Linked DNA regions of Homo sapiens: regions 2 and 3 are each linked to region 1. Evidence: chromatin contacts called from ENCODE Hi-C or POLR2A ChIA-PET data. All regions are on one chromosome and are shown on one strand. The core of a region is the stretch at or near the end of the contact, and the rest is flanking DNA. Distances in the headings are between cores, read along the strand shown.

Region 1 (4,747 bases), core at 871-3,370:
GAGAAAATATCTGGAAAAATCTCAGATATCTGCATAAACAGATGCAGGGTTTATGATCTAGAGAACGACAACGGTGTTTTCCAGGAACTTAGCAGAAAGAAGATGCTGTGCGTGGAGGATGTTATGGGTTGAACCGTGTCTCCCCAAAATTCAAATGCTGAAGCCCTAGCTCCCAGTACCTTGGAATTTGGAGATGGAACCTTTAAAGAAGTAATTGAGTAGCCGGGCACGGTGGTTCATGCCTGTAATCCCAGCACTTCGGGAGGCTGAGGTGAGCAGATCACACGATCAGGAGATCGAGACCATCCCGGCCAACGTGGTGAAATCTCATCTCTACTAAAAATACAAAAATTAGCTGGGTGTGGTGGCACGTGCCTGTAATCCCAGCTATTTGGGAGGCTGAGGCAGGAGAATCACTTGAACCCAGGAGGTGGAGGTTGCAGTGAGCTGAGATCGCGCTACTGCACTCCAGCCTGGCGACAGAACTAGACTCCATCTAAAAAGAAAAGAAAAGAAGTAATTAAATGAAAATGAGATCATTAGGGTAGTGTCCTTATAAGAAGAGGAAATTTGGGCACAGACACAGACATGTCTTCCTTCCACACAGAAGGAAGACCATGTGAGGACACAGGGAGAAGACAGCTATCTGCAAGCCAAAGAGAGGGGTGTCAGAAGAAATCAGCCCTCTTGACATCTTAATCTTGGACTTCCAGCCTCCAGAATTGTGAGAAGAATAAATTTCTATGGTTTGAGCCACCCAGTCTGTGGTACTTAGTTACGAGGCAACCTTAGCAAACGAACACACAGGACAAGAGAATATGGTTGGCTCAGCTTCTGACAGCATTTGGTGTATTTTCTTTGCCCTTGCATTTTCATTTGTCTGTCATGAGCTCCAAATGAGCTGCATACTTCATAGATTGATCTATTTAATTTTTAGGATTCTGTCAATGTTAAAAAATGGAGAAAGTGGATTTCCTTCCACAAAGTGGATCCCTGTGATTTGTGTAATCCATGTGTAGCTCCACTGTGGCAGCCTTGAAGCCCACAGGGCTCAGCCTCCCATTTTCTCCTCCAGCCAAAGGAACCTTCTAGACTTTCCTGAGGCTTGTAAGAGGCAGATGGCACAGGGTGGCTCCATCATGTACCAGACAGTGAGCAACTTAACCAATAACCCTTTAAGATTTCCGTTCCCTTTGAGTCTCCTTACCTTGGTCTTCCTTTCAACCTTTTCCTCCACAGTCAAGGAGAATCTAGGAGCCTTCCCGGTTGCTGGTGAAGCCTAAATTTTTCTTCTTGCTATTTTGCTATAAACACTCCCCTAGGCCTGATTTTCAAAATTGTATTTACCCAGCTTATGACTCTCTACAAGTTCCTCAAGTCTGACACAGAGGGTCTTTGACCCCTCTGTTGATGTGTGGTCAGGAGCTTGCCACATGGATCCCAGCATCTCCCCACACCACCATATGCCTGTGTGAGGGCTGGCTGGCGTTCGACCACAGAGAGGCTTTGTGACTTTGAGGCCTGGTATAATTCCTAAGACCAAAACATTGCAAACATTCCACTGATTTGTTGCTTCTTCACCCCTGGGCCTGGCCCACTCTGTAGCATTTCTGCTGCTTAGTCTACTCACAACACAAGGCTGCCTAAGTAGTCCTCACCTTGGTAGTACTCACCCCTTCCCTAAGTGTCTACAGCTTCGGGCAGTGCTGGCTGCACTGTAAGCCCCACAGAAGGACTCCAGGCTCCAGGTCAACCTGCAGCAGCAGATGAGGCTGGAGCCAGGGAGTGAAATTCACTCAGGCCTCTCTGCAGTGGTCCTGTTTCCCCTTCCAGGAAATAATCCAGTTTCTCAAGAGCTTAAGTGTCTCCATCAAAACTAGCTCAAACACCATCTTCCTGTGGTTTTATGAGGGAGTTTCTTGGAGAAACTGCTCCTAACCTTATATCCTTGAGCACTTCTCATCCAGTTCCAGATGACCTTCAGAAGGTGGTCCCACAAAAGCCAGGGCCATCTCACAGCTCGCCTCTGCCAGGGTGGTAGATTTGAGGACCTCCATGGTGGTGCCAGGTTGGCCTCCTCCCTCTCTGGCAGTCATGATGAAGGCATTCACCTGTCTTGTGTCTGAGCTGAAAGTGGCTCCTCTGCCTTAAACATCCTGGGTGGGACTCAGAACCATAGCCCGATATGGTTGACTTCTCACAGGAAGCCTCTAGTTTCACCCCACAACAACCACAAAATAGGAGTCTACCTTTTCATATCTCCAAAACAAAGTCCACCTCGTAGAGTGCATCGAGTAATGTAGACATTTAACGAGGAGAAGGAGAAAAGGGCTTACATCGCACTCTCTATTCAACACTTTGGTTTTCCACACTTCCTACCAGTTAAATTTCTTCTTCAGCCATCACCTGCTTGGTCTTCCTTCCTCCAGCGTTCCTTCTCCTCTCTGAACCCTTTCTTAGAATGTGTGTGGTCTGCAGATGTTTAATGTAGTTAGTATTTCACGCATGTTAATAAGGTCAAATTGGTTGGTAGTGCTGTTCAAATCTTCTATAGCCTTTCTGATTTTTCATTGTCTACCAGTTTTATCTAGAAGTGTTAAATCTCCAACTATGACTGTGATTAATCAATTTCTGCCTTTACGGATGATTGGGACTCATCAATGTTTTCTCCATGTATTTTGATGCTTTGTGATTAGGTTGCATACATGTTCAAGATGTTAGACCTTCTTGGTTAATGAATTATTTGATTATTATGAAATGTCTCTCTTCATCTCTGGTATTACTCTTTGCCTTGGAGTCTACCTTGATATGAATATAGCAAGCCAGCTTTCTTATAACTATCTTTTGCATGTGCTCTTTTACTTTATATGTCACAAGTCTGAGTCTTTATACTTAAAATATTTATCTTGTAAACAGTATACAGGTGGGCTCTGCTGTGTTATCCAGATTGACTATTTCTGCCTTTTACTTGAATTGTTTAATCTATTTACATTTAACCTAATTATTGATAGTTTGGGTTTCAGTCTGTCATCCTAATATTTGTCTCCTTTGTTCTTTGTTGTCTTTATTTCCTGCCTTCTTTTGAGTGAACCAACTATTTTTTAACTGATCGTTTCCTTTCCTTTATTATATTTTTGTTTTACTCATATCTTTGTGCTATTTTTTGGTGGTTGCTCTAGGATTTAGACATCCATCTTTAAGTTGTTATGGTCTACATTCAAATATTCTGTTACTTCTCAAACAATGCACGGATTTTACCATCATGTACTTCCATTTAGCACCTCTCCTATGAGGGGCACCACCTTCTGTCATGCTGATCGTGTGTGTGTGTGTGTGTGTGTGTGTGTGTGTGTGTGTTTTGGGGTGAGGTCAATCTCATGTGTAGTTGTTCTAGGTCTGGGTTCGTTTGTAACTTCAGTTAGATATAAGTCACCACTGGCCTCCGATATCATTAAGACAATATGAGGACTTCCCCTTCAGCAGATCTCTAAGTGCCAATGAGACTCCAGGGATCCCTTTATGCTCTGTAGTTAACTGGTCAGCTTTCTAAACTGCAAGTGATCTCTTTCTGCTTTATAACCTGACTGCCAGCTTTTGGGGCTGCTGGGGAATTCTCTTTGCTGGTCAGTCTTACCCCTGGATGTTCATGCCTTCAAACACCTCTCTCTCTCAGACCTTTCATCTTGTCCCAGCCCCTGAGGGTTGCTGTGGTGCACTTGGGAGAGTATAGCAGTGCCCTGAAAAGATTTCTTTGGTCCCGTCTCAGCCTGCTGCAGACAGGATGGTGAAGGCTTAAAGATTGGTGAAGGCTCAGAGGGCTTTGGAGAGTTCTATCTCAGTTCACCTGCCCTGCTTCTCCACAGGAACAATCTCTCTCAGCTCTCCTGCTCTGTCCCCAGACATCGACGTGCTAACCCCATGCACTTGATGTGGAAGGAGCTGGCAGGTAGGTGCAGCTCTGCTGTAAGGCTGAGATCCTGGGGTTGCTGCTGTCTTGATAGTCCATATGCAGCTGTTCAAGTTTTGTTGACAATTCAGCTAACTTCTTCTCATTCCTACCTATGGCACATTCTTCCTCCTCCCACCAATCCCACGATGGTCTGAATGCCCATAACCCCTCAGAATTCATATATTGAATCCTAACTCCCAAGGCAACGTATTAAGAGGTAGGTTTTTGGGAGGTGATTAAGTAATGAATGCAGAGCTCTACTAATGGCATTAGCACCCTTATAAAAGAGACTGGAAGGAGCATGTTAGCCTCTTCTTGCCTTTCCATCATGTAAGGAACAGATGGTGCCCTCACCAGACACCATATCTGCTGGTGTCTTGATCTTGGACTTTCCAGCCTTCAGAACTGTAAACAAAAAAATTCTGTTGTTCACAAATCACCCAGTCTAAGATATTTTGTCACGGCAGCCCAAACAGACTAAGACAGATCTCCTGGGATGTAAGCAAATTATGAAAAACTTAGTGCTTTCTGGAATTTAGTTCAGTTAGGTTTCTTTGCATTCTCAGCTCTAGAGTGGGTCTAGTAAATGATCGTCTTGTAGTTTTCCTGGCTTTTTCTCATTGTTAGTATAAGAGTAACCATGTCTTGCCACTTACTACATTCTAACAGGAATTGAAACTCCCTAAAGTAATGTTTTATCTTTTATATGTGACCAAGTTTTCCTTTCTGATAATTTCTAACATCTTTTTTTCTACCCACAGAACTCTGAAATTTCACAATGATATGTATGTTGGTAGG
Region 2 (4,747 bases), core at 1,388-3,887, 220 kb before region 1:
CAACACCACCAACACCATCACCGCTACCACCACAACCACCAGGATCACCACTACCACCACCACCATCATCACCATCACCACCAGGACCATCACCACTACCACCATCAACACCATCACCACCACCACCATCAACACCATCACCACCACGACCAGCACCATCACTATCACCACCACTGCCACCATCACCACCTCCACTACCACCAAAACCACCACGATGACCACCACCACCATCATCACCATCACCACCAACACCATCACCATCACCATCACCAACACCAACACCAACACCAACACCACCACCACCACCATCACCACCACCACCATCACCACCTCTGCTACCAACACAACCACAATGATCGCCACCTCCACCACCATCATCGCCATCACCACCAACACCATCACTACCACTAACACCACCACCACCAACACTACCACCACCAACACTACCACCATCACCACCTCCACTACCACCCCAACAACCATGATCATCACCACCACCACCATCACCACCACCGCCACCACTGCCTCCACCACCATCACCACTACCACCAGTACCACCACCATCACCACTAACACCACAGCCTCCACCACCATCACCACCAACACCACCATCCCACCATTACCACCACCATCATCACCACCACCATCACCATCACCACCACCATCACCATCATCAACACCACTACCACCACCACCACCATCACCTCCCTTTCTGAGCTGTGCCCTGCTGAACTTCCAAATTTCTTGAGAATATCGTCCCCTGGGGAACCCTATGGCTATTTTTACTTCTTCCATGTGTGCCTTCCTCCCCACAACCACCAGTGTTCCACTCAAAGGGGCATAAACATCTATAAGGCATTCTGTATGTATGTGTTTATATAGTCTTTTTTTTTTTTTGACAGAGTCTTGTTCTGTCATTCAGTCTGGAGTGCAGTGGTGCAATCTTGGCTCACTGCAACCTCTGCTTCCCAGGTTCAAGCAATTCTTGTGCCTCAGCCTCCCAAATAGCTGAGACTCCAAGTGCCCGCCACCATATACGGCTAATTTTTTTGTGTTTTTAGTAGAGATGGGGTTTCCCCATGTTGGCCAGGCTGGTCTCAAGCTCCTGATCTCAAGTGATCCGCCTGCGTCAGCCTCCCAAAGTGCTGAGATTACAGATGTGAGCCACCAATCTGGCCTATATAGTCTTAAACATGCTCACAATATATATGTTTATGTATCTTTGTAAGCATATGCCTAATGCCTAAAATGGAATATGGATGTATACATGTTTGCACAAATACACATATGTGTGTATATACATAAGGCATATGCATACACGTGAAGAGACATATATATAATCTTCAAATTTTCAAGAAAACAAATTGTTAAATTGAGGGTACTACCTCAGAAACCAAACTTTATTAAATTTTCCCAAAAGCAGAAATAAAAGGCAGTCTATAGATTATTTTGCTATCAGAGACAACCAACAAGCCCAACAACTTTGGAAGTGCCTGGCTGATATGAAAGTTATTCTTTTTTCTTTTTCTTTTTAATTAAAAATTAATTAATTAATTAATTAATTAATTAATTAGAGACAGTGTTTCACTCTGTTGCCCAAGCTGCAGTGCAGTGGTGCAATCACAGCTCACTGTAGCTGCAAACTCATGGGTTCAAATGATCTTCATACCTCAGCCTCTCAAGTAGCGGGGACCACAGGCATGTGTCAATTTTTAAATTTTTTTGTAGAGGGGGAGTCTTGCTAGGTTGCCTAGGCTGGTCTCAAACTTCTGGCCTCAAGTGATCTCCCACCTTAGCTTCCCAAAGTGCCAGGATTACGGGCATGGCCACTGTGCTTGGCTTACCTTTTTTCTTTGAAGAAGATGTTTTTATTGGAATAGAGTTAGCAGTTTCTTCCCTCCTCTTAGTATCTAGAATAATGAGCCTAGTGCGGTGGCTCATGCCTGTAATCCTGGCTCTGGGATTGTTAGAATTTCTGATGCCCGTGAAAGTGACCCTTAGGGTTGAGAGAGAGGAGAAAAGCTTTCTCTTAGATTTTATTAATAACCAAGAGAATTATGATGATGATATTAATAATAGCAATAATTAATATATAATTAACACATAACACTCCCTATGTGCCAGGCACCATTCTAAGTGTTTTGACATTTGCTTTGTTTGTGCCTCAGTGTTTGAGATGTTATCTCGTTTATGTCTCATAAGTACTCTCTGAGGTAGGCTCTAATATGATCATCCCAACTTTACAGATGAGGAAGGTGAGGCACAGAGAGGTTTAATGACCTGCCAAAAGTTACAGAGCAGTTGCAGAAGCAGGATTCGAACCCCGGCAATCTGGCTCTAGATTGCCACATTACCCTTAGCAGTCCTGCTCTCACGCAAGGCCGCCCTGGAAGGACAGGAAGAAGAACCCTCTGAGCCGCGAGAAGGTGCTCCGAGAACCCTCAAGAGGACCCCGGCCCTGAACTAGAAGCTCCGCGTGCCTGGGCCTCCCTCTCCAGCAGGGGGCGCACACAGCCCGCATTTTCTGGACTCCTCTAACCACAGATACCTCGGCTTATTGAGAACTGGAACTCCTGACCTTTTGTGGGAAAGGCTCTGATCTCAAAACTTTCTCTAGCATTCTTGAAGTATTTACAGTGTACTAATCAAAGGAATGATCCGGTACATGGACATAACCAAGGGAATGATTCAGGACCGTTCTTGGAGGACCTACAATGTGTATCAATAAGCAGAAACCCAGGAAGCCTGTATAGGCCCCAAGCTTATAACAGCGCTGCCTGATTCCAGATGAACCACAAACACTCCAAGCCGGGGTTTTTCTCACCACACCCGAAGACATTCTATTAAAATAGCCCTGTTCGTGGGTGGCCTCCCATGCATGAGTCCTCTCACATGGTCTGCGTGCTGATGGGGCTGTGCTGAACTCACCGCATTGGCCTATGGAACACGTGCTGAGGTGTTTTCTCTCTAGTGACCTTTGTCACATCCTTTGCAAGAAATTAGCTCAGAGGAGCAATCCCTGAAGGCCAAACCTCAACCTGCACCAGAGGCAGACAGGAGACGAGGTTTGGTAGAATTTGTACCTCTCATGGTGGTGGGAGGAGGAGAATGGCTCTGTGAAGCGCTCCTTCCACCCTTTTAATGCTGTGCAATAAAGACTGAGTTAGGGGCTCAGGCCTGTAATCCCAGCATTTTGGGAAGTCAAAGTGGGTGGACTGCTTGAGCCCAGGAGTTCCACACCAGCCTGGGCTACATGGCAAAACCCTGTCACTACAAAAAATACAAAAATTAGCCAAGCACGGTGGCGTGTACCTGTAGTCTCAGCTACTCAGGAGGCTGAGGTGGGAGGATCCCTTGAGTCTGGGAGGTGGAGGCTGCCGTGAGCCGTGATTGTGCCACTGCACTCTAGCCTGGGTAAGATCCTGTCTCAAAATTTAAGAAAAAAAAAAAAAAGACTGAATGAGGGGGCTAACTTTGAATGGGGACCTCTCAGACTCAGAGCAGGAACAAAGTTGATTGCCCTGGGACTTTAAAAGTTTCTTCAAAATCCTATACATTTGTCAGCTGCTCTCAGGAGCCTTAGCAGGCTTCAGGGGTCTCTCATCCCCTCTGCTATGGTCTGAATGTTTGTGTTTCCCTAAAATCCATATGTTGAAATCCTACCCCCTAAGGTGATGGTACTGGGAGCTGGGTCTTTGGGAGGTGATTAGGTCATGAAGGCAGAGGCCTCCTGAATGGGAAGAGTGCCCTCATCAAAGATGCCCAAGAGAGACCTCCCACCCCTTCCACCTTGGGAGGACATGGTGAGAAGGCACCATCTATGAACTAGAGGGCAGAACCTCGCCAGATGCCAGCTCTGCCTGTGCCTTGATTTTGGAGTTCCAGCCTCTGGAACTGTCAGAAATGAATTTCTGTTGTTTATAAGACATCCAGTTGGCCGGGCCTGGTGGCTCACGCCTGTAATCCCAGCACTTTGGGAGGCTGAGGTGGGAGGATCACGAGGTCAGGAGATCGAGACCATCCTGGCTAACACTGTGAAACTCCATCTCTACTAAAAAAAAAAATACAAAAAATTAGCCGGGCGTGGTGGCGGGCACCTGTATTCCCAGCTACTCAGGAGGCTGAGGCAGGAGAATGGTGTGAACCCAGGAGGCGGAGCTTGCAGTGAGCCCGAGATCGCACCACTGCACTCCAGCCTGGGCGACAGAGCGAGACTCCGTCAAAAAAAAAAAAAAAAAAAAAAAAAAAAGACACCCAGTTTATGGTATTTTGTTATAGTAGCCAGAATGGACAAAGATACCTTCCAAAGTGGTGTCCTTTCTGTATATACTTTGGCATAAGACATCTGATTCAAAATTAAATGAGAGGGACCATAAAGGGAAATACTCCGTTGCCAGCTTGCAGGGGAGGGCCGTAAAAGATCGCTTGGGTTCAGACTCTGGTTCTGCCTCCTGGGGGCCGAGCAGCCCCTGGGGAAGCGATTTACTTTTCTCTGTACCATGGTTTTCTCACCTGAAAAATGAAAATAATAAAATCCATGCCATAGGGTTGTTGAGTGCATTCAACGAACCCATGCGTGTGGTCCTAAGTGCAGCACGTGGCCTACACAGGAAGCACTCACTGAATCTTAGCTGTTGTGATTTCACCTATTCATGCAGGCCAGGACTCTGAGGAAAAAAGGAGATCTCTTGCTATTGTCATCTTTATTGATACTGCCACACTTTTTTTCTGCTCTGGGTGGCGCTGG
Region 3 (4,747 bases), core at 977-3,476, 200 kb after region 1:
TGTCTGGATATTTGATTAAATTCAGGAATTTTTCTCTTTTTTAAGGTGTGATGGTGATGTTGTAGCTATGGCTATGGCTATGCTTTTTAAAAGAAGTCCTTGTCATCGCTTCTTGGTCTTTTGACTAAGATCAAGTGTAATAAAAAGAAGTCCTTGTCTTTTAGAGATGCATTCTGGAATATTTATGGATGAGAATATATGATTTCTTATATTTGTTTTAATATATTTCAAGAGCCAGGAGGAGGTGAATGAGGAGAGATACAATAAAAGATTGGCCATGAGTTGATAATTGCTGAGGTTGAGTAGTGGGTAAGTGGGGTCTCATCACGCTCTCCTCTCTACTTTTATACAGGCTTCAGGATTTCCAAAATAATTTGTTTTTAAAGATACAAACATATATCAATTGAGTTTTTACTCAAAAATTTAAAAGATTGCTGTAGAATCAAAGGCTAGTATAAGGCAATGGCTGAAGTCATGGACTAAGGACCAGGTTGCCTGTGTTTAAATGTCTGCTCTATTACTTACCAGCTGGGTAATCCAGGGTAAGAAACTTCATGTTGCTGCACCTCAGTTTCCTCCTTTGTAAAATGGGATAACAATACCACTTACTTTCTACTTCATAGAGTAATTATGACAATATTATTTATGACAATAAAATGAATAATATTTCTCCAGGGCCTGGAACAGTCCACGGCACATATTAAACATTGCATGGATTTACAGTTTTATTGTTGTTGGGTTTTTATTTTTGTTTCGTTATTTTGTTTTTGGGAGCATCTTCGCTCATTTTGTATTTCATACCTAACAATTCAGTCTCACATCCTTAATGCATCAACTACAATTTTCTAGTTTCTTTAGAATGTAGCAAGAACTTAAAGATACTCTTGAAGCAATCTGAGGACAAATCTTCTAGATTTTAATGATTTGTTCTCAATCTTTTATAGTTGCATGTCCATACCTAATCTGACAGCATTTGGTGATGGTGGGGAGAATGTTCTTTGCTATATTTTCATCCATTTACATAATTCCTAATTACATATTTTTTTCACTGCAAACTTTATAAACACATCTGGGAACAAACAAAACTGACTCCTGGTAAGTAGACCATGCAACTGGTGGGAGATGTGTTTAGATGCACTGTGAGAATGCCAGTGTCACATCTTGAGCCTACTGAGGACTTTGCAGATAGAATAGAGGTTGTATCCATTAATCTAGTGGTTTCCTTAAGTGGAGATGAGTTAAGGGACTCTATTGTATACAAGTCAACAATGATTGTGTTTGGGTTGCATAGTCTTCCTTCTCATCTTTTTTTTTTTTTTTTTTCTGGCAGGGTCTTTCTCTGTCACCGAGGCTGGAGTGCAGTGATGCAATCATGGCTCATTGCAACCTCAAACTCCTGGGCTCAAGAGATCCTCCTGCCTCAGCCTCCCAAGTAGCTGGGACTACAGGTGCCTGCCACAACACCCACTTGATTTCTAAATTTTTTGTAGAGACAGTCTCTCCATGTTGCCCAGGCCTCCCAGAGAGCTGAGATTACAGGCGCGAGCCACTGCACCCGGCCCTATTCCAATTTTTTAAAAATGATGAACATGTATTATGGCTCTTACCTGACAAAGAAAAAAAATCAACACTTCATTTTTTGGAAAGTATTTTTTTAGTAAATCCATTTCCAGAAGACTAGAATGCAAACACAAAGAAAATGAGCAGTGAATATTGTTAATTCATGCACCCTTGTATCCAAACAATGGGTTGCTAGATTCTACAGAACACTAGGATCTGAGCATCAGCAGTCATTGTTGTTACTTGATGAAAGGACAATGTATTATTGATTGCTGCTATTATAAGGCACAATTTCCTAAATGCTACAGAAGTCAGAGGGGAATCCAGCTTTATACTAAGAAGGTTCACATACTCTAATATTCACATTCTAGTTTCATTTTGACTCTAAAATTGCACAGAAACCAAATGAGCAAATCTGCATTTCCTCCTAAATCTATATGCAAACGGTGAGGCAGGGATTCCCCTTGTAGTTGGCATTCGTTAGCAGAAAGGATTCTGGACAACCTCAAGCTCAAACTGCCTTAGCACCAATCCAATCTAGCTGAATTGGACACTTCCTGTGCTTTGCCAAATTTCACAGATCTCATTGCAAGCTCACTCCTCTGTAACATATCATTGTTACTTTGCTTTCTGATCAACTCTTAATTCTCACAGTCTTCCTTGATCAAGAGAGAGGAAGTGAGAGAGGTGTGCAGTTATTGCTGCATTGATTGTCATCACTTGACAGATGGAGAAGCCAAGGTTACAAGCCACGTTTTTTTTAATCACAATGGAGCATGCCATATCTCTCCTCTGTCTCAGAAATTTGATCATAGGACACTTCATGGGGTGTTTTTTCTTTTCTTTTTAACATTTTTTGAGATGGAGTCTCACTCTGTCGCCCAGGCTGGAATGCAGTGGTGTGATCTCGGCTCGCTGCAACCTCCACCTCCTGGGTTCCAGCGATTCTCCTGCCTCAGACTCCCAAGTAGCTGGGATTATAGGAATGTGCCACCATGTCTGGCTAATTTTTGTGTTTTTAGTAGAGACAGGGTTTCACCATGTTGCCCAGGCTGGTCTCGAACTCCTGACCTCAAAGTGATCCACCTGCCTCAGCCTTCCAAAGGCTTGAGTGTTGGTATTACAGGCATGAGCCACTGCACCTGGCCCATGAGGTGTATTTTCAAGCAAACTATATGTATGAAGCTCATTTCATCACAGGGACAATGGCAGGAGAGTGTAAGAATGCGAGTACAAAGCCTTGGCTAGGCCCCACCTTCTGGTCTTGTCCCTCAGCCCTTCACTACATGCTTTCAGAAGTCTCAGCCTGAAGTCCTTTCAAAAGAGTCCCCCCACTTAAAAAATTGTGCAGAAGAGGCCAGGGGTGGTGGCTCACGCCTGTAATCCCAGCACTTTGGGAGGCCGAGGCGGGTGGATCATGAGGTCAGGAGATCAAGACCAACCTGGCTAACACGGTGAAACCCCATCTCTAATAAAAATACAAAAACCAGATTAGCTGAGTGCGGTGTCAGGTGCCTGTAGTCCCAGCTACTTGGGAGGCTGAGGCAGGAGAATGGTGTGAACCTGGGAGGCAGAGCTTGCAGTGAGCCAAGATCGTGCCACTGCACTCCAGCCTGGGTGACAGAGTGAGACTCTGTCTCAAAAAAAAAAAAAAAATTGTGCAGAACAACCAAACCGAAAGCCTGAGAACCGTGTTCCCAGGCTCCTTAAATGTAATGATGTCCCTCATACTAGTACATTTGCGTCCGGAATTGGTGGGTTCTTGGTCTCACTGACTTCAAGAATGAAGCCATGGACCCTCGCGGTGAGTGTTACAGTTCTTAAAGATGGTGTGTCCAGAGTTTGTTCATTCTGATGTTCGGACATGTTCGGAGTTTCTTCCTTCTGGTGGGTTTGTGGTCTTGCTGGCTTCAGGAGTGAAGCTGCAGACCTTCGCAGTGAGTGTTACAGCGCTTAAGGCAGCACCTCTGGAGTTGTTCATTCCTCCCGTCCAGAGTTGTTCATTCCTCCCGGTGGGTTCCTGGTCTCACTGGCCTCAGGAGTGAAGCTGCAGACCTTCGCAGTGAGTGTTACAGCTCATAAAGGCAATGCGGACCCAAAGAGTGAACAGCAGCAAGATTTATTGCAAAGAGCGAAAGAACAAAGCTTCCACAGTGTGGAAGGGGACCCGAGTGGGTTGCCACTGCTGGCTTGGGCAGCCTGCTTTTATTCTCTTATCTGGGCCTACCCACATCCTGCTGATTGGTCCATTTTACAGAGAGCTGATTGGTCTGTTTTGACAGGGTACTGATTGGTGCATTTACAATCCCTGAGCTAGACACAAAAGTTCTCCAAGTCCCCACTGGATTAGCTAGACACAGAGCACTGATGGGTGCGTTTACAAACTTTGAGCTAGACACAGGGTGCTGATTGGTGTGTTTACAAACCTTGAGCTAGACACAGAGTGCTGATTGGTGTATTTACAATCCCTTAGCTAGACATAAAGGTTCTCCAAGTCTCCACTAGACTTAGGAGCCCAGCTGGCTTCACCTACTGGATCCCACACCAGGTCCGCAGGCGGAGCTGCCCGCCAGTCCCACACCATGCGCCCGCACATTCACAGACCATCCCATCCTATTCACATTTAACCTGAGGAATGTGTTTCCTAATTACATCAAAGTTCCACAGGACAGCAAGATCAAACAGAGAATAAAAAACATAATGGAATATACAGCAGCTCCTTCTGAAGAAACTTCCTCAGTCAACACATCTCCTAAAACTTGCTCCCCTCATTCTTTTGTCAGCAGATCACTCTTTTATGAACTGAAAACCCATTGGCATTATTCATACTAACTCTAAACCACAAATTTTGGGGGATGGGTTCTCTATTGACATATAATTGACAAAATAAAAATTGTATATATTTAAGATGGACAATGTAATGTCTTGATATACATGTATATTGTGAAATGATTACCACAAGCTGATTAACATATCCATCATCTCATATAAGTTACCATTTTTTTGTATGTGGTGAGAATATTTAAGAGCTATTCTCTTAGCAAATTGCATGTATATTCTACAGTAATATTAACTATAATCACCATGCTGTATATAATATCTCTAGAACTTATTCATCCTGCATAACTGAAACCTTTTACCCTTTGCCAAACATCCCCCCATTTCCCTCCCTCTCCACCCTCCAGAC

What was found. A loop is a pair of places that touch in the nucleus more often than their neighbours do. ChIA-PET counts read pairs that join two places held with the same protein, here RNA polymerase II (POLR2A). Pooled maps may share reads with other maps.
Region 2: a loop to region 1 is called in a map of endothelial cell of umbilical vein, with 2.4 times the contacts of the local background. The contact joins the enhancer-like site here to the promoter of LINC01259 in region 1. A Hi-C loop is called at or near these places in 5 of 168 maps with a recorded cell type or tissue (GM11168, GM12878, K562 and 2 more), 16 of 37 single-sample maps with no recorded cell type and 10 of 50 pooled maps. POLR2A ChIA-PET finds 5 or more read pairs at or near these places in 2 of 52 experiments (GM12878 and activated naive CD4-positive, alpha-beta T cell).
Region 3: a map with no recorded cell type shows a loop between it and region 1 (8-fold over the local background). The contact joins the enhancer-like site here to the promoter of LINC01259 in region 1. A Hi-C loop is called at or near these places in 4 of 168 maps with a recorded cell type or tissue (CD4-positive, alpha-beta T cell, CD4-positive, alpha-beta memory T cell, CD8-positive, alpha-beta T cell and 1 more), 32 of 37 single-sample maps with no recorded cell type and 13 of 50 pooled maps. POLR2A ChIA-PET finds 5 or more read pairs at or near these places in 11 of 52 experiments (CD4-positive, alpha-beta T cell, CD4-positive, alpha-beta memory T cell, GM10248 and 8 more).

Annotation. Positions count from the first base shown.
Region 1 is chr4:38,507,140-38,511,886 of GRCh38, reverse strand. It overlaps LINC01259 (long intergenic non-protein coding RNA 1259), which reads right to left and starts at 2,120. Exons shown (of 3, transcript NR_149076.1): 1 at 1,940-2,120. All of the region lies in intron 1 of LINC01258 (long intergenic non-protein coding RNA 1258), which reads left to right.
Region 2 is chr4:38,729,066-38,733,812 of GRCh38, reverse strand. No RefSeq gene overlaps it. Among named protein-coding and RNA genes, the nearest start is that of TLR10, 52 kb to the left of the region's middle. RefSeq lists an enhancer at 2,598-2,967. Within about 2 kb of position 2,637, at least 4 of the 41 ENCODE cell types and tissues checked have a DNase peak (open chromatin) inside an H3K27ac peak, as active enhancers do; they include GM12878, where a contact is called at or near this core.
Region 3 is chr4:38,304,055-38,308,801 of GRCh38, reverse strand. No RefSeq gene overlaps it. Among named protein-coding and RNA genes, the nearest start is that of LINC02513, 60 kb to the left of the region's middle. RefSeq lists an enhancer at 536-705. Within about 2 kb of position 2,226, at least 3 of the 41 ENCODE cell types and tissues checked have a DNase peak (open chromatin) inside an H3K27ac peak, as active enhancers do; they include CD8-positive, alpha-beta T cell, where a contact is called at or near this core.